3 separate regions of the Mus musculus genome follow, and regions 2 and 3 are each linked to region 1. A link is a loop called in an ENCODE intact Hi-C map of the cell type or tissue named here. Cell type or tissue: left cerebral cortex. All regions are shown on one strand.

Evidence for each region. A loop is a pair of places that touch in the nucleus more often than their neighbours do. Peaks named below come from ENCODE experiments on the same cell type or tissue, not always from the same donor. Only the 100,000 strongest peaks of a DNase experiment are listed, where the experiment ranks them.
Region 2: a loop joins it to region 1, with 6 times the contacts of the local background. A loop is called at or near these places in 16 of 42 quality-filtered maps.
Region 3: it touches region 1 in a loop (2.9-fold over the local background); 9 of 42 quality-filtered maps call a loop at or near these places.

Annotation. Positions count from the first base shown.
Region 1 is chr11:95,380,646-95,388,645 of GRCm38, reverse strand. Fam117a (family with sequence similarity 117, member A) reads right to left here. Exons shown (of 8, transcript NM_172543.4): 8 at 6,774-7,984. The coding sequence ends at 7,687. Slc35b1 (solute carrier family 35, member B1) reads right to left here and starts at 3,790. Exons shown (of 9, transcript NM_016752.3): 1 at 3,533-3,790; 2 at 2,742-2,845; 3 at 2,030-2,160; 4 at 1,405-1,435; 5 at 719-876. The coding sequence starts at 3,636. In left cerebral cortex, a CTCF peak has its summit at 4,212; a DNase peak (open chromatin) is centred at 4,040; H3K4me3 peaks cover 1,713 bases; H3K27ac peaks cover 871 bases.
Region 2 is chr11:95,306,104-95,314,103 of GRCm38, reverse strand. Kat7 (K(lysine) acetyltransferase 7) reads left to right here and starts at 3,858. Exons shown (of 15, transcript NM_001195003.1): 1 at 3,858-4,069; 2 at 7,908-8,000. The coding sequence starts at 4,055. Gm11520 (predicted gene 11520) reads right to left here and starts at 3,688. Exons shown (of 3, transcript NR_155298.1): 1 at 3,651-3,688. In left cerebral cortex, no CTCF peak of the experiment used is centred here; DNase peaks (open chromatin) are centred at 3,778 and 4,382; H3K4me3 peaks cover 2,434 bases; H3K27ac peaks cover 1,562 bases.
Region 3 is chr11:95,112,305-95,120,304 of GRCm38, reverse strand. Dlx3 (distal-less homeobox 3) reads right to left here and starts at 188. Exons shown (of 3, transcript NM_010055.4): 1 at 1-188. In left cerebral cortex, CTCF peaks have their summits at 1,601 and 3,160 (motif pointing left); DNase peaks (open chromatin) are centred at 198, 1,600 and 3,142; H3K4me3 peaks cover 143 bases.

The DNA.
Region 1 (8,000 bases):
CCGCAGGCTAGCTTTCTGGCTCAGTAAGGACTGTGTTCCAGCACGGTAGTAGTAGCGCACGCCTTTAATCCCAGCACTCGGGAAGCAGAGACAGGCGGATCTTTAAAATTTGAGGCCAGCCAGGCCTATACACAGAAATTCTGTCTCAAAAGGTGGTTGGGGGGGGAGGGGGATGGCGAGAACTATACTCCAGAGCCTAGGTTCTGTGATCAGACTGCCTGGCCTGGAACCCTGCCACTTAAGTGATCAAGTGAGTGATCAAGTGAGTTAGCCTCCCCTCAGTTTCTTCACTTATAAAATGGAGGTAACACTGTGTTAGAATACTGTTGTAAATCAGCGACGATGTGAAGCACTTGGGACAGGGCCTAACACTAAATGACAACTGTCGTTCATTCAAGTCTGGCTTCTGTGTTGCCTGGAAACCCAGGGACGCACACTGCATCCTTTCCTCCTCAGCTCTCGGGTATCTCTGAGCTCACACAGGGATCTAGACACAGACCTCAGAGAGCTCTTCTCCAGGAGAGCTTCCTTAGCTATGGCTAAATATTTCAGGCTCCTTGTTGTGGCCATAGCAGAGCCAGGGACCTTTCAACAAAGACCAGCAACAGGAAGGAGTCAAGGGACAACACGCCCTCCCTTGGCTTTCTGCCTGCCTTGTTAAGGGCTGTCCTTGGTAGAATCTGCTAGAAAAGGCTGCCTTCAAAATAGGACTGCATACCAGAAGAAGCTCTCCAAAGCCAACAGTGTGCTCTTCTATTCCAACCACCTTCTTGGGCTTATACATGAAAAGAGCCACGCCAGCCACAATTAGCAATACACACAGGTACTTGGCCAGCGGGTACTTCTTCTTCAAGAGCGTCACTCCCAGGAGCATAACTACAGAGAGACAAGCAAACAAGACAGTGAAACTCAAGTCCCACTGGTCTCAGTGACCCCAGCACCCTCTTCCTGAGAGCCATGTCAAGACTGAGGGAGAAACGTCTGAGAAAGAAGCCCTACCGAGGGTGAGGTGGGAGGGGTGTCAGGCTGGCACCCAGATAAAGATGGTTGAGCAACAGGGTGTGAGTAGTGCACAGGTGGGGAAGGGAGGGGACAAAAGTCAAAGGTCCAGGAAGGACCTGGGAAGGGCGGAGGACAAGGGAGGGGACACCAGACACTGAAAGGAAGAGGTAGCTGGCCCGCACGGGATTCTGGGTGTGTGATGATAATGAAAACACGGGGGACACTACAGTAACTGAGGACACAAGGCAGGCAAGGTCAGCCTCTCGCTCCCACTTGGCCTGTGCACACCACAGGAAGCAACACCGGCGACAGGAAAGACACTAGGGAGACCTCCGACGGGATGGTGCCACCCAGAGTCACTTGGGGAGAAAGAGGAAGCCCGAGTTCACCATCTCGGCTTACCTGGGATTGGCTTGCAGGATTTACCGAGAACCTGAAATAAAAGTGAGCAAATAACTTCTGAGCATCTGTGGGGTCCCAGGAAGGATGTCGCTGCTACATTCAGAGGCGACAACATTGGCCCTCAACCCCACAGCTTGGTCTCAGGAGGCAGCCCTATCATGGCCAAACCCAACCTGTACCCAACTCTAGGTCCTAAACTCTTTCTCAAGCATACTCTGCTTTGAGTGTTTCTTTCTTTTTTCCTATTATTTATTTATATTTTGAACATAGTTTCAAGGTTTGTTTTGTTTTGAACATAGTTTCAAGTAGCCCAGGCTGGCTTTGAACTGGATACACTGCTACAGCAGAACATGATCATGAGCCTCTGATTCTGACCCTCCAGCCTCTACCTCCCAAGTACAAGGACTGCAGGCAGGCATGTGACACCATGCCTCGCTCATGCAGTGTTGGGGATGGAACCCAGGTCTTCACGCATGCTAAGCCAGCTCTACTAACTGAGCTCACTCCCTAGCCTTCTAGGATTGTTTCCTTTAAGTCACAGACCTGAGGGGAAGAGGAGGGAAGATCCCCTTAGTCCTGTCCACACAATTTCTGAGCCAACTCTCATCTCACCCTGAGGTTTCACCTGAGTTGGATAGTTGACAAACTGCAGGGCTGAGTTGCTGGAGACCATGGCACCCACATAGGAGACAGAACAGGCAGCATAGAGCCAGGTCCGAGTGCGATCCACCCTGGCAGTGTCAAAAAACTGGATCACTGGGAGAAGACAAAAAATAAAACAAAAACAAACAAAACATACAAGAGAAACCCGGTGGGGCAAGGATGGACCACTAAGCAAAAAGTTGAGGCCATAGGAAAGGAACTTGCCTGTCAAGTAAGACCGCTATTTCTATCCTCTTAAGCTGGGAAATCTCTGAAAATTATTCATCGTCCCAGTTCCCCTTAAGCCTAACACAACCACATGCTGAGTGGAGGGAGAGATTCACTGAGTTCAAGAAAGGATGGCTTAACTCTACTGACAGGAACAAAGACATGTTTGAAGCTGACACACAAAGCGAAGTCAAAGGGATAAAGGGGAAAATGTTCTAAGGGCTTTCAATGGGGATTTGGAATATAGACGGCCCAGTCGTCTCCAACTAAAAAGTTGGTATAATTTAGAGGCCTAATATTTTAATCTCATTTCACAGCCATTGGTTTTACAGTCTGTAGAGAAGCTGTTTAAATACTCAAGGGTGTGGAGGTAGGGAAAACTTTGATTTTTAAAGATGAATCCACGTCTATGCCCAGAATATGGGAGGAAGGAGAGTGAGCCCAACAAATTACTATGAGGTACTCACAGATCTTGGCAAACATAGCATTGATCACACACTGGATGAAAACCAAAGTTAAGGCAAAGGTGAATGTCTCCTGTTTGGGTCCTTCTCCATACTTCCCTCTTGTGCTAAGACGAAACACATAAAAAAGCAATTAGTGTGTGCTACTCGGTGGCATCAAGTATGTTCAGATCCACTGAGAGCTTTGGAAGTATCATGCTTTTGTGGGTGTAGTTAGAGTTAGGAAGGATTACTGAGCTCATTTACCCAAAGGAGACGATTTGATTTAAGCCTAAAAACTAAGTCTAAACAGTAGACGCCAACCTACTGCTACCATAGCCTAAGGAAAAAATATCCGTAAAGGACACAGGTAGGAGAAAAAAAAAAAGTCAAGACAGCTGAACAAAAGTATCCCCCGTAGGAGAAAAAAAAAAAAAAAAGGCAAGACCCAGAGCAAGAAGATTAACGGTCTGCAAACACCTCGGGGCTTTCTAAAAATAAAATAAAATAAGACCTGGCTCAGGTCACGGAGCACTCTTGGAATCAACAAAAGTAAAAATATCTAAAGGGAAAAAAAAAATCGCGTTCTAAAACTCCAGAGGCCGGCCCTGAAATTTTAGAATTACAAGGATGCTCAGCTAGCAATGTATAATAGCAGGGTGCAAAAAAAGGTCAGAGGGCCGAGCCGGAGAAGAGAAAACCCTGTACCAGACACAGGAAGCCTGAAGACTAGACCGTAAAATGGATGGTGGAGACTGAATTCCGGCCCTGGCTGGGGGATGCTAGGAGTCCTGCCCCCTCAAGGGTCTGCTCACATCTTCTCCTGCAGGATCCCATAGTAGAAATAGCAGACAAAGACACCCAAGAAGCAGAGCGGCAGGCGCAGCCGATCAGGCACCAGGGATCTACTAGCGGCCATGAGACGCACGGACGAGTCGGCCGAAGATCCGTTCAGAGCAGGTAGCGGTACCGGCGGCGAAGGCGAAAGCTCCAGGCGGACATCGCCGGCCGGCGGCAGGGACCTCATAGGAGCTGCGTGCGACCGCCGGCTCGTAGGCCGGAGCAGCTACCTCCAGATATGCCAGCTCAGAGCTTCCGAGAGGGAAATGCCTCCTGCCCCGGCAGGAGCGTTCTAGGAAAGAAGGAAGGCTTTAAGATCTTGGCTCCATTCCTGGTGGCCAGGAAAGCCAGCCATATCGAGGTTATTGTCTCCTCTTTTAGGTTTTTCCGATCAGGCAACGCCGAGGACATCTACAAGCTGGAGCTCGGTGGGGAGGCCTAGGCGATTACGCGGCGTATAGTGATGACGTATAAGTATGTGGATGTTATCAATTGGCTCCGCAGAGCGAAAATAGACAGATGGGCGGAGAAAGAGGCGGTGAGGCCAGAAGAGAATTAAAGGCTTTTTTTTTTTTTTGCAGTTGGCTGTCAGGCCTCGGCTGGGTCCTAACGCCAAGAACGCTTCATAGAGCCGTAGCGCCCTCTAGCCGCTGCCCAACGTTAGCGACTCCAACCCTGTCTACCCTGTGTTCAAGACCTGGCTAAGAAGTCCAGGTCCTCTTCTTTGGGCAGGGAGCCACCGGGCAGGCTCTGTGATAGGTCAGGGCTCTTATCACTTAGAGGCAGCACATCACGTGTTGCTTAAATTCCGAGCTACAGTTTTCTCGCTCTGCAAACGAGGGGTAATTAGTAATAACCACCCTGTCACTCATTGAACGGTGTGAGGATTAAATGAGCTAAGGTTTACCAAAGTGTTTTATAAACTGTTAAGTGTGCTGTGCAAGTTTGGAGTATTAGTCATCATATTTTCTCAACTCTAATCGTATTTCCTCACCTCTTCGAGGTGAAAAATTCAATTTATTGAAATGCCTTTTAAAAAACAACAAAAGACATAATCACATGTAGCGCAGGCTGTCCTCGAATCTGCTATGTAGAATAATGTTGAATTTACAATCCTTTTCTCTTTACCTCCCTTCCGAGTGTTTTTTTTTTTTTTTTTTTTTTTTTGGTTTTTCGAGACAGGTTTCTCTGTGTAGCCCTGGCTGTCCTGGAACTCACTCTGTAGACCTGGCTGACCTCGAACTCAGAAATCTGCCTGCCTCAGCCTCCCAAGTGCTGGGATTAAAGGAGTGCGCCACCACTGCCTGGCTCCCTTCCAACTTCTTAAGTAAATTTTCTTCAAGACCTTCCAACTCTCCAATGAAGCAACACACACACACACACACACACACCACACCACACCACACCACACCACACCTCTTCCTATTTTTGGTCTCATCCATGGACTTCTCCCTGATTTAACAGTTGGGTCTTCACCTGCTTTGCTAGAATTGCAAAAGCAAGACTTAACACCAGGTCACCAAGTCCCCTACCTAATAACAGTCCCAATTGTCAAGCAGTTGTGGGTCTTGGGTTGCTTTCCTCTAAGCAGGCTTGCTCCTTTGGCACGTCCTCAGGCAAAGGAAGGAAAGGCAGGCAGCACCACACCCATCACTGGGGACCTGACTCACTAAGGCTTTGGGGACAAGCCAGACATCTTTCAAGGCTAGGAGGACTAAGAGAAAATAGGGTCTGTCCCTTTCCTGGTGTCTCCTTCTGGGAGTCACTATACGTTTACTTTCTTGGCCTTTGGTTTATTCTAGTGAATCAGCAGACAGACACTTCCAGGGAACCAAACAGTGAGTCTGGATTCCACTTCTGCCTTTTATTTTCCAACTGGGACCTCAAACAATTCACTTGACCTGGGTTGAGTTTCCCCATGTGTTTTTTATTTTTTTCCAAGACAGGATTTCACTGGCTGTCCTGGAACTCTCTGTAGACAGGCTGGCCTTGAACTCAAGAGCTCCACCTGCCTCTGCCTCCTAAGTGCTGGAATTAAAGATGTGTGCGGTTGCCGCCGCCACCACCTGGCTGAGTCTCCTCAGGTGAGATCAATGGTGATAACCAGCAGGGGGGTTCTTTGGTTAGGAAGCACCAGCTGTGAAGTGGGTCAGGGTGCCAATCCTTACTCCCTGACTTGGTACAGTCTTTTTAGAAAAAGCTGTTTGGATATTCCTTCACTCACAGAATGGTTCTTCTCTCACCCCAACGGTTGTCATATTTTCTTTTTTTTTTTTTTTTTTTTTTTTAAAAGATTTTATTTATTTATATGTAAGTACACTGTAGCTGTCTTCAGACATTCCAGAAGAGGGAGTCAGATCTCGGATGGTTGTGAGCCACCATGTGGTTGCTGGGATTTGAACTGCGGACCTTCGGAAGAGCAGTTGGGTGCTCTTACCCACTGAGCCATCTCACCAGCCCGGTTGTCATATTTTCAATGACATTCTCTTACATCTTCTCATTTGGTTTGCTGGTGATAGTACTTGGGATAGCCTGACCTGCGCTCGGGGGATGGGGGGTGGGCGTTCCTGAAGTCTTCTGAGACAGATATGATTGCACCACTGTATTCCCCCCAGTAGAATGGAAATGCCTTTTGCTGAAATGCTTCATAAGTTCCACGCACTAACAGAATGTTGGGATGGTGATTCCCACTTTGCTCAAACATCTAAGAGCTCTTACATCTGAGAGGCTATGAAAGGACAAGGATGGTTTCTGTGTCCAAGGCTGCACACTCTTGCCTTGGGTACTCACTGGCACACAGATAGGCATGGTAGCTACTGCCTTAATGCTGCTCCAGCTACAAGCCATTTCCTAGTCTCATTTTCCCTGCAAGTACAAGGAGTCCCTGAAATGCCAGACTGTCTCCCTTCAGTTGTATTCACATTCTCTCTCAAGTCCACTGACGCTCAGGAGCTTTTGGGGGACTCTTATTAGAATGGGCCGCTTCCCTAGTGACTTCCATGTCCACTTGCAGGACACATCACATTCTCCATTCTACACAAGATGTCATGTTAATGTGTCTTTGTGAAAAGTCTCTAGCAAGGCCCATCCATACAGCAACTAGACCATTGTATGTTAAATGGAAGTTCCTTCTCTTGAAGACAGGATACAGTGATGGATACAATACCTTCCACTCTACTTCACTCCTCCCATCCCAGGTATTCAGAAAACCCAAACTGCTGGAATACATATTTATTTGGTCTATTAAAATCAAGATCTGCAAAAAATAAACAAACAAAAACCACAATAACCTCTAAACACAAGATATGAAACCTTGAACATTAACATTCTTCAATTTTGTGTAAGCTCTGCAATACGGAAAATATACAAACTTCAAATAGCTGCAAAAATAGTGTCTTTGGGAGAAAATAGAGTTTCTACATCGATACAAGAAAAATAGGCATTTTTCTAATTCAACCCAACCTTGGGGTGGGTAGAGGGCATGGAGCTGCTCATGCCCCCTGGGGCAGGTGGCGAGTACGGGGCTGCTGCATGCCCCCTGAAGGAATGCCAGACCCCTCTTCCCACTATTCACTTTGGGTTGGGATTCCCCTAAGACAATCTTTAGTCAGGGTAAAACTGAGATGAAAATGCCACTTGGGAAATCTCATGGTCCCCTGCCAACAGCTGATTGGTCAAGTGTTCTGGCCCTGAGGGCCACTCTGGTCAACTCCTCTAGGAGGGAGGCATCTGGTCTGCCTTTCTGTGTCTCTAGAGTGGAGCTGTCAGGAAGCCTGTGGCACCTCCCCTCTCTTAGCCACAGCCAACTGTTCCATGACAAGAGCCTCTTATAAGTCATCTGGACTCACACCCTGGGCTAGAAGATTCAAGACCTTCTGGCAGGTGAGGGAAACCGCAGGTACACAAGTGTAAGTTGTGAGCTGCCTGCTGCTGGTGGAGGAGGTAAGTCTCCTCCCTGTGGAGGGCTGATGTCCACCAAAGGACCTGGGGCTTTGACACAATAAAGGAAAGTGCTCAAAGGCCAAGAGGGAAGGAAGGGCTCCTCCATCCCCCAGCTTGGGAAGCTAACAAAGAGCTTGCCACCAAGGCACTAGTCTCCATGGTAAAGTGTGGTAGGGGCCTGGGGGACTCAGACTACCAAGGAGCTCTGGAAAAGCACAGACTCTTCCGATGGTGGGCTGCGCTGCCATGGCTCAGATGGCAGCGAGGAGGCCTTGGAAGCTTCTGGACCCTTCCGAGGTGCCCTGGGGCTGGCAGTGGGAAGAGGGGAGCCAGGGCTGGAGGGGCAGTTACGGAAGATGAAGCCCATACTGGGGAAGAGGGGCTTGATCAAGCTGACAGGGCAGAAGGCGGAGCCAGTCGGGTTGAAATGGACTTTGTTCTTGTCAGGACAGGAAGTCAAGAAGGCCAAGTCAGGACCTGGGGACCTGAGGAATGGAGAGA
Region 2 (8,000 bases), 75 kb after region 1:
GGATTAAAGGCATGTACCACTACTGCCCGGCTGGATTTCTTCGAATAAACTCACTTTATTGTAATGAACTCACAAATAAAACATCATGCAACTAGATTACAGTAGCTACTCAAACACTTGCTGAGTCCCAAGCTTGCTCCAGAGCTCAGTGAGCTCCCTTACGGTTAGAATTGCTATTCGGAAGCGAGGGAACGTGGCTTAGAGTTTATCATGCTCATTATCAGCTACAGTTTCTTACTTGCTTATCCACTGAAAAAAGAAAACTATGGCAGAGTTAAAACTAGGAAAAAAATTAGCCTTATACCCTCTTTCAGACTCTGCCTGCATGCTGTCCTTCCTCTTTGCCTAATATGACCTAGTACCCCCCCCCTTTTTTTTTTGTGTATTTTAAAGGAAACTGAGGAACTTTTTTTTTTTTTTTAATGTGCATTGCTGTTTTGCCTGAATGTGTCTGTGTGTCAGATCCCCTAGAACCAGAGTTACCGGCAGTTGTGAGCTGCCATGTGGGTGCTGGGAATTGAACCCTCGTCTTCTGGAGGAGCAACCAGTGCTCTTAAGCAATGAGCCATCCAGTCCTGGAAAACTGAGGAACTTTTTATTTGGGGAGAACTCAGAAACGTAATGGAGGAGATGAGACACAGATACAAGTAAAAACCATCTACAAAGGCACATGCGACTGTCCCCGCCATCCCAGTCTGCTTTAGTTAGCCCTCGTCTTGGGCGCAGATTGCAGCAGCATTTGAACTAAACTACTTTGGGCTTCCCTGCTTCTCTGATCCCTCCTCTAAAAGCTGCCAGAAGTAAATCTCTAAACTGCAAGTCTGATCACGGAATGTCTCTGCTTAAAGTACTTCAGTACCAGCCTAGCCCCTCCAGTCCAGTCTCCCAACCCAGGTACAGAAGGCTCTGCAGGAACTGGTTCCCAGCACCATTTTGGCAACCATTTCACTCCCCCTTGCCAAGTCAGTTACCCCAGACAGGACGCTTGCTCCACACCTCAGCTTCTCAACATGCTGTACTCTTTGCATGGAAAGCCCCTGGTTTCTGTCATCCTATTAAATTTTTCATTCACCTTTCATCTTTTTCCTACTTTTCAGACGAAATGCTCCGCCTGCCTCTCTGTCCCGGTGGATCCTTCTGTCCTTCTATTTTTTTTTTTTTTTTTAGTAGTCCATAGCATTTGAGAACAACTCAAACTCATAGCTCCACTGAGGGAAGATGCTGTTTTCTCCATCTTGGTATAACATGATGTCTGTGTAATTGCTAGGTTTCTAAAGCTGAAGTGAGCTAAATAGATAGAAGTGACCACTGACACCACAGGAAAATACCAAACAGTAGGATGCTATAGTCATGATTAGAGAGACTGCAAACAAACAAAGAGCCATACATCAAGCACTTACTCTATCTCAGGAACTTGCTGAGTCTTTCAAAACACTCATTTCTTTTATTCTTTCCAACCACTTAGTCAGCTGGTCATTAGCACAAACACTTTAAGATGAGAAACTTAGGTCAATTTAAAAACCCATCCAAGGGGGCTGGTGAGATGGCTCAGTGGGTAAGAGCACCCGACTGCTCTTCCGAAGGTCCAGAGTTCAAATCCCGGCAACCACATGGTGGCTCACAACCATCCGCAACAAGATCTGACTCCCTCTTCTGGAGTTGTCTGAAGACAGCTACAGTGTACTTACATATATTAGTAAATAAATCTTAAAAAAAAAAAACCCATCCAAGAGCAACACAGAGAGAAAAAAAAAAAGACAGAGCTGATCTGCATCTGACATCAAAGCCTTGTACTCAATTCTAGTGAAGCTGATAATGAGGAGTAGGGACTGTGTTCCTATTGGCTGGGAAATGGAGGGGGGACATATCTACCAACGTTTGAAAATATGCAGTAGTTTCTGAAAAATAATGTCACCATGTTTTATTACCTTACAAACAGTAAATCAGGAAAGTCTTTCTGAAGACAGAAAAGAAATTACAGGGGGTTGGAAGATGAATCCGGTCTAGGCTGACCTAGAACCATGTAGCTGAAAACCTTAAACTGAATCAAGCTTTTGATTCAAGGACTGGGAGTACAGATGTGTGTCACCACAAGCCAACTTAAAAGGATATTATTCAAATATAAGAGGCTGTTAGCACTAGTTAGGGAGTTAGAACATTCCAGAGTAGCCCCAGGAACATATCCTTACGTGAAAAGAACAGTGATAGAATGGATTAAACACGAGAGAGCTAAAATAATACAAAGGAAAATATCTGAGCCCTTTTCAAGCAAGTTTTTATGTGCAAATCAACTCACAAAGATTGTTAAAAGGTATTTATACTAAGTACTAAAAGCAAAATACCGAATGCTAATGGCGTCAACAATGGCTTAAGCTATTCCCCACCCCCAGCCCCAGGGAATGTGGGCTAAGGGTCTGGAATTTTTTTAACTCCGAAGAGTCCTCTGTTTAGCATGTCAATCAGGTTTGTATTCTGTTCTTAAAGCCTCTCTCCAGGTTAGCCAGCCTCAAATGGAAATTCTGATAGGGGCCTGTGGGGGTTCAGGGGATAAAAGCACTTGCTCTTTCAGCAAGCTGGATGACCCGAGTTTGATCCCAGAGACACCACAAAGGTGGAAGTTAGGAATCTATTCCCCAAAGTTGTCCTCTGAGCACTCACCTGGTCATGAGTGCGTGCTCAGCTCACACACACACACACACACAAATCTGGAACCAGAATTCTATCTTGGTAATTACTGAGGTTGCTTTGATTCCAGCAAGTCACTCTTGGTTCACCTTGGTTCTTTCAAGTCCTCTGAGGCTAAAACTTCAAGGCCTACAAACCACTTTCCAGACTTTTCTTTTTCGAGACAGGATCTAGCCTGGAACTGGCCATGTAGACCAGGCTGGCCGTAAGCTCATGATTTGGATCTGCCTGCTTCAAAAAGCATGCACCCCCACCCCCACCCCCCCACCTGGTTCCAGACTTTTCGTATAGCTCTTTCTTCTAGTCTTAATTTCTTCTTCTTATGGCCTTTTATTATTACTTGAATACCCACTCCCTTTCTAGTGTCTTTCAAAATACTATTTCTCTCTCCACTCAGTTCTTGGCTCTTGCATTTGTGCTACAGAGGTCACACGGGCTGAATGAGGTTCAACACTTCTCCGACTTTTGGTACAGCACCCTCACATTCAAACCACGTCCTCCGCCCCTCTCCGGGCCACCCAAAGATCTCAAACCAAAGCAGAGCACTGATAAGCCGGGGGCGTTTCACAACAGAGATAAACTGGAAATTCTTTGGCGCTCCGGCATCCTGAGAATGGCTCTGCATCATCTCATAACTTACTTCTTGTTCTCTTAACGCAAGGACAAGGCATAAAGAGAACACTCTACCCCACTTCAAGACCGACAACGACCCTGTCAATCCTTTATTCAAGCCCCATTCACACCACTCCGGAACACGGAATAGCTCTTACAGCAGTTCCTTGGGCAAAATATCTCTTGCCAGTTCGGAGTTTACAGAATGAACGGAAACGTCCTTCGGCCGACTAGGAAATGAAAGAGTTAAAGATCGACAACCTGATGGATTCTGGGGTTTTCCTCCCTCCACGCCACAAATTAAAACGACGAGGAAGGAAGAGTTTGCCCAATGTAAAGATGAAAACGGTTACCTTCAACTGCCAGACTTCTGCCCCAAACAATCATGGCTACCTAATCCCACACGAATGCCGCCTACCTAACTAAAAAGGTCTAGCCGAAGGTTTCACCACTGGTGCCGTCTCCTGCCCAATTCCAAAATGGCGCTGACTGGCCTCACTAAGAGTTTCGAGCTTCCCATGATCCTCACTGGCCTAAAGGTCAGGTGACGCAAGCCTCAGCCGGAAGTTAAGGAATAGGCGCTTCCAGCCCGCGGCGCTTGCGCAGAAGGCTCTAGACGCTGAGAGGTAGGAGGCACTTGGGATCGTCCGCAGGGTTTGGGACAGCTACAGAGGCCGCCACGGAGCCCGCCGGAGCCCCCGTTCCTGCTGGTGCTGCCGCCGCCCGAATCGGAACCGTCGGGCTGCAGCCGCCGGCAATGCCGCGAAGGAAGGTGAGAAATGGCAGAGAAGGGATGGCGGGTTTCTAAGGGGAGTCGATTGAGTAACGTGACGCGGTTGGCCACGCCTCGTCGTGCTTGGGTTCCAACTTTCTGGTCCCCCGAACCTAGCCTAGCTACTCTGTCTCCTCTCGGTACCAGACAGAAAAATGTGGGCCCGACCCTGGCCTCGGCCTATGCCTGTAACTATTCCCGCCCTCTGCTTGCCCGGATCGGAGGCGTTCTTGTTAATTGGTCGCGGAAATGTCTAGAAGCGTATTGATTGGATGGTGACGCCGCCTGTTTGGGCCCAACGGTCACCTCCCCGCGTGCGTGGGCGGTGTCTCGGTCTGGCCCCGGTGCTCTCCGACTGGCTGTGGCGAATGCTCTCCCTTCTCTTTATTGGCCCAGCTTTGCAGTCTGTTCTTGTGGCGGGTGCGGCTTAGCAAGGCCTGGATTGGGGCGACCAACGCCCCGCCCTTCCGGATAGAGATGGCGATAGGTGTTGTAAAGGCGAGTTGGGAAGACCACTTTCCTTTCCTGGTGGGGGGATTACAACAAAGCCGAGGATGGGTGGTTAGAAAGCCAGCGCCCACCCCCAAGGGATAGCTCGCAGGCCTGTTGCGTCTCAGTCACCGTCTTCCACCTATTTGTTCAGTTTGACATTTCCTGGTCAGTAAATGTTTGTTGAACTGTATGACATTTGCCCCATATGTTCAGTCGTAAAATGCAAAGAGCAGTGTTACGTGCTAGTTGCTAGGAATTCGAAAAGTATGCGTGATCACTGGCTTAAAGGGTTATCGCTGTTGAGAGAAGAACACAAAGAACCATAGTTCATACAGTCTCTGCTTGAAATTGTATACACTGTAAGAAAGCCGTTAACGTGGGAAATAAGTAAAGAGCTGATTTTCAGGGTTAAGCCAGGCAGAATTGATAGGTCATGGACGGGTGTCAGGGTCTTTGGCTGAGATGACCCTAAAGTTTGCCTTTTAGTGACATTCTGTGCCTCTATTTACTTGTGGTCAGATTTTTGAATGAAATATTTGGATGGATAGACGGTTGGTATTCATATTTCTGCAGAGATCACTCTTCATGGAAGCTTTCCAAGTTAAATATTTACATTAATGTCTCTTGCAATGACCAGAGTTGACAGGTAGTATTTTTTTAAAAGATTAATTTATGTATTTTATGTATGTGAGTACACTGTAGCTGTACAGATGGTTGTGAGCCTTCATGTGGTTGTTGGGAATTGAATTTTTAGGACCTCTGCTCACTCAGGCCCAAAGATTTATTTATTATTATACATGAGTACATTGTAGCTGAGTTTAGACGCACCAGAAGAGGGCACAGGTGTTTGTGAGCCACCATGTGGTTGCTGGGATTTGAACTCAGAACCCTCGGTAGAGCAGTCAGTGCTCTTAACCTGCTGAGCCATCTCATCAGCTCGACAGGTAGTATTTATATCCAGGCATACCAAATACAAGAGACAGACCTACTGGTTTGTTGGAATGATCTAGTCTCCTTTTAGCAGTTTCCAAATGTAAAAGTGGAGAATGTAAATTCTTCCTGGATGTTATGGTACAAGCCTTTAATTCCAGCACTTGGGAGGTGGATCTCTATAGTTTGAGGTACACATGGCTGATATGCTGGGGTGTCCTGACTCAAAAAGAAGAAGAAAATGTAAGTTCTTGCTGGGTATAGTGATACACACCTGTAGTTCTGGCATCCTGGAGGCTGAGGCAGGAGGCTCATCTTGAGCTTAAGGCAAACCTGGGTTATATAATAAATTCCAGGCCAGCCTGAGCTAAATAGCAAGAACCTATCTCAAAACCAACAAAACCCAAATGTAAATATGTTGGTAACTTGGTTGATGGCCAATCTGTCCTAATCTATCCTTAGGTTATTTAGTTTTTTTATATGCCTCATGTAGTGTGATACTAAATTTCTGTTTGCTAGAAAATATTAATGTTTTTAGTGTGGGTTGTTAATCACAGGATATATGTGTCCTCTGTAAGAATCTAGTAACTCCAAACATACTTGGCCCCAGGGAGCTTATTCTTTGAATAAAGCGTTGGGGCCTGGGACTAAGCTATAGCTCAGTGGGGTGTGGTTACTGCCGGGAAGCCCTGAGTTCAGTCCTTCGTCTGTCCCACTCCCTTTTCCTGCCAAAGATAGTAGGACTGAGTTTGAGGAGTTGTAGTGATTTCAGCAAGTACTCTTTGTCCAGCTTAGAAAAGAGCACGTGTCAGTGCTTACTAGGTAAAGTAATCTTCATGGCTCATCACCCTTCCAGAGGCCGAGAGTTATGGCTAGGGTGTGGCATGCGTTTTTCTGAGAACCTGACACGTGGGGCTGCAGGGATTGTTCAGCTGGTCAGAGTACTCATTGCTCTTGTAGAGGACTGGGTTCCAAGCACCTTGTTTCAAGCCTCACAACCGCTTATGACTCCAGTCCCAGGTGACTGGACAACCTCCCTTGACCTCCGAGGGCGTGTATGAGATCAATATACAGGCAAAACTTTCACACATACAGTAAAATAAATCTAATTTTTAAAAAGCCCGGTTTGAATACCTATTTAGTTTTTAGTATAAATTCCTTTCCAGCAGCACTTATAACATCCATGTGGAGAAACTTTGAGGACTGATGGTTAAGAAAATAATTTGTATCTTTTTTTTGGTTAATTTCTTTCAGTGGGTAAGAGCACCCGACTGCTCTTCCGAAGGTCCAGAGTTCAAATCCCAGCAACCACATGGTGGCTTACAACCATCCGTAACAAGATCTGACTCCCTCTTCTGGTGTGTCTGAAGACAGCTACAGTGTACTTACATATAATAATAAATAAATCTTAAAAAAAAAAAAAAGAGCTCCTAGAACTGGAGCTCCAGGTAGTTGTAAGCTGCCATGGATGTTGGGAATTGAACCCAGGTCCTCTGGAAGAGCAGCAAATGCTCTTAACCACCAAACCATCTCTCCAGCCCCAAGAACATACTTTGAAATGACCCCGGTCAGGGTTTCTCTGTAGCTCTGGCTGTCCTGGAACTCTGTTATGTAGACCAGGCTGCCCTGGACTCACAGAGATCTTCTTACTCCTAGGATTAATGGCATACACCACCATGCCCAGCTAATATAATTTTTATTATATTATAATATATAATATAATTTTTGTTGATGGAGAATTTGAATAAAATTTACCCCAAAGTTCAGTGAGGCCTAGCAATAACATTTTATATGCCATCTTGGACTTTTTCTTTTCCTTTTTTTTTTTTAAGGTTTAGTTGTACTATTTTAATTATCTGGATGTGTGTAGGGATGTGTGAGAACAGGTGCCTGCGGAGGCTGGAGGTATTTGGCTCCCTCTGGAGCGGGAGTTACAGACTTCAGTTGTGAACTACCAAGTGGGCAAGTGCTGGCAAATGAACTAGGGTCCTTTGCCGGAGCGGCCTGTGCTGTCAGCCACTGGACTGTGCTTTTTCTTTCGTTTGTCCTTTTTATTTTTTTCTTGACTAGCCAGACCATTTTGATTTGGGTGTTTTGTTGTTGGGTTGGGTGCTTTTATTTCCAATTTCTAGTGATTCAGTCCAGATTGTTTCAGAATTAGTGATAATACACGAAGAATTACTTCTCTTCTCGGTCTGCTGAGTACAGGTGGTTTGGTTGTAGGTCATTCCACTAGCATGTCTGAAAGGAAGGGCAGCGCCTCTGCACAGCAGGGAGGGGAAAGGCTGGCTGGTGGTGGAGTCCTTCCTTATGTTGGAACTTGGTACTTCAGCATCATGGTTCATTTTACTTCCAGTGCTAATAGAAAACTGTAGTAAATGCTTTTGTGCTAATGTCTGGATCTATGGTATTGCAGAGAAATGCAGGCAGTAGTTCAGATGGAACCGAAGATTCCGATTTTTCTACAGATCTCGAGCATACAGACAGTTCAGAGAGTGATGGCACCTCG
Region 3 (8,000 bases), 270 kb after region 1:
CACCCCGGGCCTCCTCCGAGGAGCGCCGAACGGGCGGAGGAGCCCAGGTGGGGGTGTGTGTCCAGAGGGCGAGGGCAGGACGCGGTCGCGTCTGGGGGAGGGGGTGGCCGAGGGGCGCTTAGACCATCGCCGGCTGTCGGTCAGTCGCTGCGTGCCTCTCTCCGCGTCCCAAGCCACAGTCAAATGCTGCCAGCTCCGCCCGGCCAGCCGGTTATAGACTCAATGTTGGAGTCGCCGAGGGAGGCTCCTGCGCGCTGATTGGCTGCAAGTCTTGCCTTCGAGGCAAAACACGCTCGCGCTTTCTCACTGGCTCCCCCAACCCTCTCAACCCTCTTTGTTGTTACCCCTAATACACACACACACACACACACACACACACACACACACACACACACTCCCCCCAGCGCCACTGTGTTCCTCCTATGCTCTACCTCCGATAAATCCCCCAAATGTGCGGAGGGGTTGGCTGTGCGGAGCCCCCAGGATCTACTAATCGGTCTGTTTTAGTGGCCAGGGGTGGGCTTAGGTGAGATGAGGAAGGAGGGGAATTTACCCATTGGGTGTTTGTGGAAGGAGGTGGTCCTTAATGATGTATGTGTGGTCTATGCAAATGACAGACAGAAAGTGGCAAAGACCCAGGGTCCATGAAAATATTTTGATCACTTTTAAAATTGGAAAAAAAGGTTGGACTATATAAATATATTATATTTTTGTTTTGTTTTGTTTTGTTTTTTGTTGTTTTTTTTCGAGACAGGGTTTCTCCGTATGGCCCTGGCTTAATATGTTATCTTAATGACACTGCAGATGTGAAATATAAAATTTTAAATTCTGAAGGAAGAGTCTCACCAAGCAAGAACACCTTGGGCCTGCAAGTCCCTACTGGAGCAAGGCTGTATGGATTTAGGGGCTGCTTTAGAAGACAGAGGTACCCCCAGCTATATGTGTGCCCTTTCATGAATGGAAGAGCCACGAGGCAGTCAGTCCCTATGAGGCTGGCTTTCTGTGTTCTTCAGGAAGTCTGGAGGCAGGGTCCACTCAGTCTGGGACAGCTCTTAGGAGCACAGACTTTGTTAGGGGTGAAAGATCTATGTTACATCTTCCGCAAAATACACAAAATACAGTGTGTGCAAGAGTGCCCGTGAGAACCTGTGTGCATGAGAGTGTGTCTCTGTATGTAGTGTGAGGCAGTGGAAGTGTAGGGTCCTGAATGACCGACCTGTGAGCTGGGTATGCCCAAATGTGCATAGATACATGCTCAGATCCATCTATCTCCAATAGACAGGAGCCATGTACTTCACTCAATTTCTTCTGTCCATGGAGGCCCCAATGAAGATGTTTCTCACCTTGGAGCAATCTCCAACCCCCCTAGTCTTGTCTGGCTCTCAAAGTCCAGTTCCCGGGTAATATTTACTGTTCTGGGTGCCAATCTCATTTCTCTATTGCATCTCCACTTCTGCTCCCAAACCTATCCTTGGAGGAAGGAGGCTTCTCCCAATTTTAATTCTTATTTCCCCCTCCATCCCCAGGCCTTCCCTACACACCTCGAACCTTCTATTTCCCCTGCCTTTGCCTAGCCAGGACACAGTGCCAGCGCACCACCTCGTGGTTTTCCGGAGTTCTGCAACTTGCCTTAAGGCTGCATTAAGGAGGAGGTAAGCAGGCAGACAGGAAAGGGGTCTCATTCTGCTTAGATTGTTTAGGGGCCGCAGTCAAATGTTTCGATGTTAAACTCAGACACAGGATGCTGAACCTGGAAAAACGTAGAGTTGGCTGGGCAGAGGACCTAGGTCGGGGAGCAGTGACAGGAGTAGGTGACCGCCTGGCCTGGGCCGCCCCAGGAGGCCGCCGCGTGGGAAAGGTGGGGGCGGGGGCGGGAGAGGGGAACGCTATCTGTCTGTCTATCTGAGCGTCCCCCCAGCTCCTATCGCCCGCCGCTGCGAGCTCGTGGCGGGACGAGTTGCCACCCGCTCTGGATGCCCTCTGTTCTTCTGCCAAGAGGGCGCCCAAGGAGCCCGGGGCGTTGGGGGCAGGAAGGGCATTGGGCTGCCGGTTCCCCTCCCAGGATGCAAGCGGGGGCGGCGGGGAGGGCCTGTTTTGGAGCCCCCAGCTGCCCACAGGGAAGGGACAGCGTCGGGCAAACCCTGTCTCGGGAGTTCGTTCATTCATTCATTTGGAGTAGCAGGTGATTCGGAGACGCCCCAGTCTCTCCTCACCCTACCTGGGCCTGGCTGGGTTGAGCACAGGAGCCTTGGGGTAATAGTGAGTTATTTTAGGGTAATTTCCAAGGTCTGTTGTGCTCTAGAAGCGGACTGAAATCACAACAGTAACGTAAAGAAACATTTAAGGCCGGGCATGGCAGCGTATGCCTTTAACACTAGTACTCGGGAGGCAAAGGGAAGTGGATGTCTGTGTGTTCGAGGCCAACCTGGTCTACAGAGCTAGTTCTAGGATAGCTAAGGTTACACAAAGAAACCCTGTCTCGGAGAAGGGGGTGGGGGAAGAATTATTTAAAAATTGTTTGTGTGACTAACACTTTGTTGCACAGTGTGCTGGAGACTGCCTACCCCATTCACCATAATCCTTCAGATACCTAAGATAGTCTTTGGGAAATGTTTGTTGAGTGACTAAATAAGAGGACCTGAATTCCCTTGACCCAGAGGCCAGGCTGAGGCTGAGGCACAGTTGATGGAAGGCCTGAAGCAGGCACAGGACTCATTCTCAATGGAAATGAGTTCAGAGTTGTTCCTGAAGGGTCCCTACGACCAGCAGGAAGCTCCCTTCCACCAACAGCTGGGTGAGAGCTGGGTGGAGAGGCAGCCAGAAGATGCAGCAGGACTGGTGTCACCCACTGGACCTCATCTGGTCCAGCAAGATGAGCAAGTGTCAGCTAGCCAGAGTCCTGCTCCTGAAGGAGGGGTGAAGCAAGGCAGCTGGTGACCTCTAGGAGGCTGGCAAGAGTGAAGGACGCTGGTTGGTGTCCAGGTCAAGGTCTGTTGCACGGAGAAGAGGTGCCTGCTGATGGCCCTGGTCCTTGGAGACAAGGTGTCAGGCCGAGTGGGCACTGTTCATAAGGAACCAGCAGAGGGATGACGCTCAGGAAAAGAATGGAACCAGGAGTGTAGGCAGGCTTGCTTTCTTCCTTGCCTGGGGAACTGGCGCCATCTAGTGGCCATAAGAAGGTCATGTCTGACTCTCCGGAAGGCTGGAAATCAGCCTCTTGTAGCAAACAGTTTAATGGTCCCCATAACTCTTTGGTTTCCAGCTCCTTCTCTGTTCTCCCATCTATGTTTGGTCAGTGACTTCTCTTTTTGGTTTTTCTGCTTTCAAGTTAAAAGAGCAGTTTACACATATCTTTCCAGAGTCTCATTCAGGCACAGTGTTGGTAGAGCCTCTGTGGTGTGTCCATGTCTTGGGTGCTGATGAGCTGATCTTCAAGACAGCCATAATGTCCTCTTCATGGGGCCCAACTTCCATCATGGGACGTGGGCACTCTGAGGACTGGTTTCACTATGGTGTGGTGGGTGATGGGGTGGGGGTTGTATGTGCTGCCATGGTAGAGGCCAGACCTTTCATAGGCCAGAGGGCATCTGAAGCAAGACCTGCAGGAAGTGTGGCGTTTGGTCTATAAAAACAGGGCTGTTGGGTGGGTAGGGGAGTCAGGGGGAGTGTATGGGGGACTTTTGGGATAGCATTGGAAATGTAAATGAGGAAAATACCTAATTAAAAAAAACCAGGGCTGTTGGCAAAGAGTGGTTCTTGGTTGCTGGAAAAGGCTGTGCAAAGTCTTGTGGAGCTGCCTAGAGCTTAGTATGGGGGTGTCAGTGGTAGGGAGGCCCTAAAAGTGAGGCAAGGGGCTCAGAAATCAGTCCTGGAAGTGGAATAGCAGGACCATGAACTGTACTCATAGGCTGCAGAGAACCATTAAAGTTTTAATGCACACCTTTAATCCCAGCACTTGGGAGACAGAGGCAGGCAGATTTCTGAGTTCAAGACCAGCCTGGACTACATAGTGAGTTCGAGGCCAGCCAGAGCTACACAGAGAAACCCTATCTCAAAAAAATAAATAAATAAAAATAAAGAAAGAAAGAAAGAAGGAAGGAAGGAAAGAAGGAAAGAAAGAAGGAAGGAAGGAAGGAAGGAAAGAAAGAAAGAAAGAAAGAAAGAAAAGAAAAGAAAAGAAAAGAAAAGAAAAGAAAAGAAAAGAAAAGAAAAGAAAAGAAAAGAAAAGAAAAAAGTTTTAACCGGGTTGGAGAGATAATTTAGTGGTTAAGAGCACTGACTGCTCTTCCCGGGGTCCTGATTTCAATTCCCAGCAACCACATGGTGATTCACAACCATCTGTAATGGGATCCGATGCCCTCTTCTGGTGTGTCTGAAGACAGGTACATTAGTGTACTCATATACATAAAATAAATAAATAATTCTTTTTTTTTTAAAGTTTTAATCATGAAAGAACAGGGTGGGATTTTCATTCTAGAAGCACCCCTGGCTGTTCTGTGAACAAACAATTGCCAAGACTGAAGGCTAGAGACCTCGGCACTGGTTCAAGCCAGAAGAAAGTGTGGTCTGGGCTAAAAGGCAGTGGGGCAGAAAGAATGAAAGATGGCGGCTGCCGGGTCACGGGGTTTGGAGATGCACGGTGTGAATGGTGGGGAGAGAGGAACGGGGAAATGGTCTACAGTCTTCTGATGTGGACAGATGAGGGGAAGGTGGACACATTCTATGAACACACAAACCCCAGAAAGAGGGGCTGCATGGCTGGGAAGAGGATGCAGCCAGTTTGCTGCAAGCGTGTGCACCTGCAGACAAGTGCTTATCCTGACCCACAAGACTGCATGAGCCAGAGTTGTACACTCAGCACCCAGACCGAACAAAGCCACACCCCCAGCGCCCAGAAGTCATGCGGGCAAACACCATCTTGATCAATGTCAACTGAACAAACGGATCAGATTGTCCTATGTTTGTTTTTTTGTTGTTGTTTGGTTGGTTGGTTTGGTTTTTTTGAGCCAGGGTTTCTCTGTGTAGCCCTGGCTGGCCTCGAACTCACAAAACCGCCTGCCTCTGCCTTCCAAGTGCTGGGATTAAAGACGTGCGCCACCACTGCCCGGCATATGTTTGGTTTTTAAGACTCACTTCCTTTACCTTAGGTATCTGAGCATTTTTGCCTGCATGTGTGCCTGAGACCCAGGGAGGTCAAAAAAGGTCATTGGATGCCCTGGGTTGGAGTTATGAGTTAAGAGTTGTGAGCCAACATGTGGGTGCCGGGAACTGAGCCCAGGTCCTCCGCAAGAGCAAGTGTGTTCTTAGCAGCTGAGCCATCATCCCAACTCTTTTTTAGCTTTTAGGTAAATGAAAGTATACAGTATATACTCTTTTGTCTTTGACTCTGTCTCCTCCTCCTCCTCCTCCTCCTCCTCTTCCTTTTCCTCCTCCTCTCCCTCCTCTTCCTCCTCTGCCTCTTCCTCCTCTCCCTCCTCCTCCTCCCCCTCCTCCTCTTCCTCTTCCTCCTACTCTCTCTCCTCTCCCTCTTCTCCCTCCTCCTCCTCCTCCTCTCCCTCTTCCTCCTACTCTCTCTCCTCTCCCTCTTCTCCCTCCTCCTCCTCCTCCTCCTCTCCCTCTTCCTCCTACTCTCTCTCCTCTCCCTCTTCTCCCTCCTCCTCCTCCTCCTCCTCCTCCTCCTCCTCCTCCTCCTCCTCCTCCTCCTCCTCCTCATTCTCTTCCTTGGCAGCACTGGGATGGCCGCATGGATGTTGAATGCATGCTGTACCACTGAGCTACTAGCTCTCCTAGCTCCGCCTGGTATTTTTTTTTTTAACTCAACACTGTATCGTAAGATACATGCATGATGTGGAGTATATTGGCACATTGTGTGCAAGCCTCTTGTCATAGACTACATCACCGTGCATTTATCTGCTCTACAGTTGACGGGAATTTGGGTAGCTTCCAGTCTGAGGTGATCCTAAGTCTCGCTGAGAGGCGTCTTCTTGCACCTGTCTTTCGGTGCACGTGTGTTTCGTGCCGGAGGGCGGAATGTGGCATGTGTATGGGTGACGGTGGAGGATCCTGCCAAGCAGTTAGTTCTCTTAAGTGGAGTCTGAGCATCATTGAGACACCTAGGGAGGTCTGTCCAGCAGCCGTCGGTCGGCAACATGTCACATGGCTCTGAAAAATCAATCAGCAACCAGGCATGGGGTAGTGGGGCATGCCTTTAGTCCCAGTGCTTGGAAGTTATAGGCAGGTGGATGTCTGTGAGTTCAAGGTCAGCCTAGTCCATAATGAGTTCCAGTACTGCATAGAGAGGCCATGTCTCAACAACAATGGAAAAGGAAGAAAAAGAAGAGGAAGAGGAAGGAGGGGGGGAGGAAGGAAGGAAGGAAGGAAAGAAGGAAGGAAGGAAGAAAGGAAGGAAGGGTTAGGAAGGAAAACTTGGAGTCTGGCATTTTGCTGCAGTAGAGTCTCTGGCATAGATGAACGTCTTGGAGGGAAGAAGAGTGTACAGCAACAAGGAAAATGGCAACTGAGAGTGGTCAGGGGTGAGAGGCAGTACAAAGGGCCCTGAGTGGTGGTGGTGGTGGTGGTGGTGGTGGTGGTGGTGGTAGCTCTGAAGGAGAACTTCAAAGAGGAGGGTGTGGCCAGTGAGCTCAAAGGTAGCTATGTGGCCTAGTTGGGTCAACAGGAGGATGCCATCTCCTTGGAGTCCTGGAGTCGGTTGGAGATGTGGGAGGAGCTGGGGATGGGGGCCAAGGCTGAGGGGAGAGTGGGAGGGAGGGAAGCCCAGGGCAAGTGCAGGCAGCTCAGAAGGTCGTGGGGGCTGGAGAGGGCAAAGAGGGCTGAAGACAGGGATACTGGCATGCTGGGAGCAGGAGTGTGAGTGTTTGAAATGGGAGCAAGCCTGTTTTGATGTTGGTTGGAACCGGTGCCCTCCCTGAGGAGGTAGGCGGGTGGGCGGGAAGAATCTGGAACCCCACCAAAGAGGTGATCACTCGTGTTGAGTCAGGAAGGAAGATTGAATGATAAGAGGCAGCTCTTGCTCTGCTCAACAAACTAGAGTTCACTCACTAATCGCTAGGAGTCCTGGCATGGGTGCCCTTGTTTCTGCCTTTTGACAGAGGGGCAGAGAGGACACGTAAATGGTGAATTCAAGATTTGAGCCCTGTCTTTGTCCTCCTCCTCCTCCTCCTCCTCTTCCTCCTCCTCCTTTGAGACAGGGTCTTGCTGTGCAGCTCAGGGTGATATAGAAATCACCAACTGCCCCACCCCCCATAGAAATCACCAACTGCCCCCCCCCCCCCGCACCCCCGGAACACTGGGATTGCCGGCTAGGGCAGGAAATCTTAACTTACTCTGGGGCCAAGGCAGGTAGGCCTTCTGGTTTGGCCAAAGGTTACGTGGAAACTGACCATGTGGGTATTTGCTAAGCCAACCCTTGAGCATTTCCGTATGTTCAGAACATCTTAGGGTTACAGGGATTGTTCAAGCTGTTTGGGTCTTTCCCCTCAGTACATATGTGGTGTGAGGGTAAAGTGAAGCTATCGAGAGAGAACTGGTGGAGCCCGAGGCACAGGGAGAGTGATCAGGAAGTCTAAAGGGAATCTGCAGCCAAGGGGACCAGAAAGAACTGACTGTGCACAGGAAATGCCTTAGTGTGCCGGTGCACTTTCTGGGGTGGGGGGAGCTAGGCTCCTGGCTGCAGTGGGTAGGGGATTGGCCTTGAAAGTCAGGGAGAGGCAGGGGTTGTTTAAGAATCCATGTTGAGTGGGGAGGGAAAGGAGGAGTGGAGTGACCTGGCTGACAAAAGGAGGAAAAGTTATAGGTCGGAAGGCCTGAGGTCAGAGGTCAGAGGCTGCAAGAGGAGAATTAGAGGGGTTATACCTGTCAGAACCATTAAACCCAAGCACTAGGCTGGAGAGATGGCTCAGCGGTTAAGAGCACTGACTGTTCTTCCGAAGTTCCTGAGTTCAAATTTCAGCAACCACATGGTGGCTCACAACCATCCAACC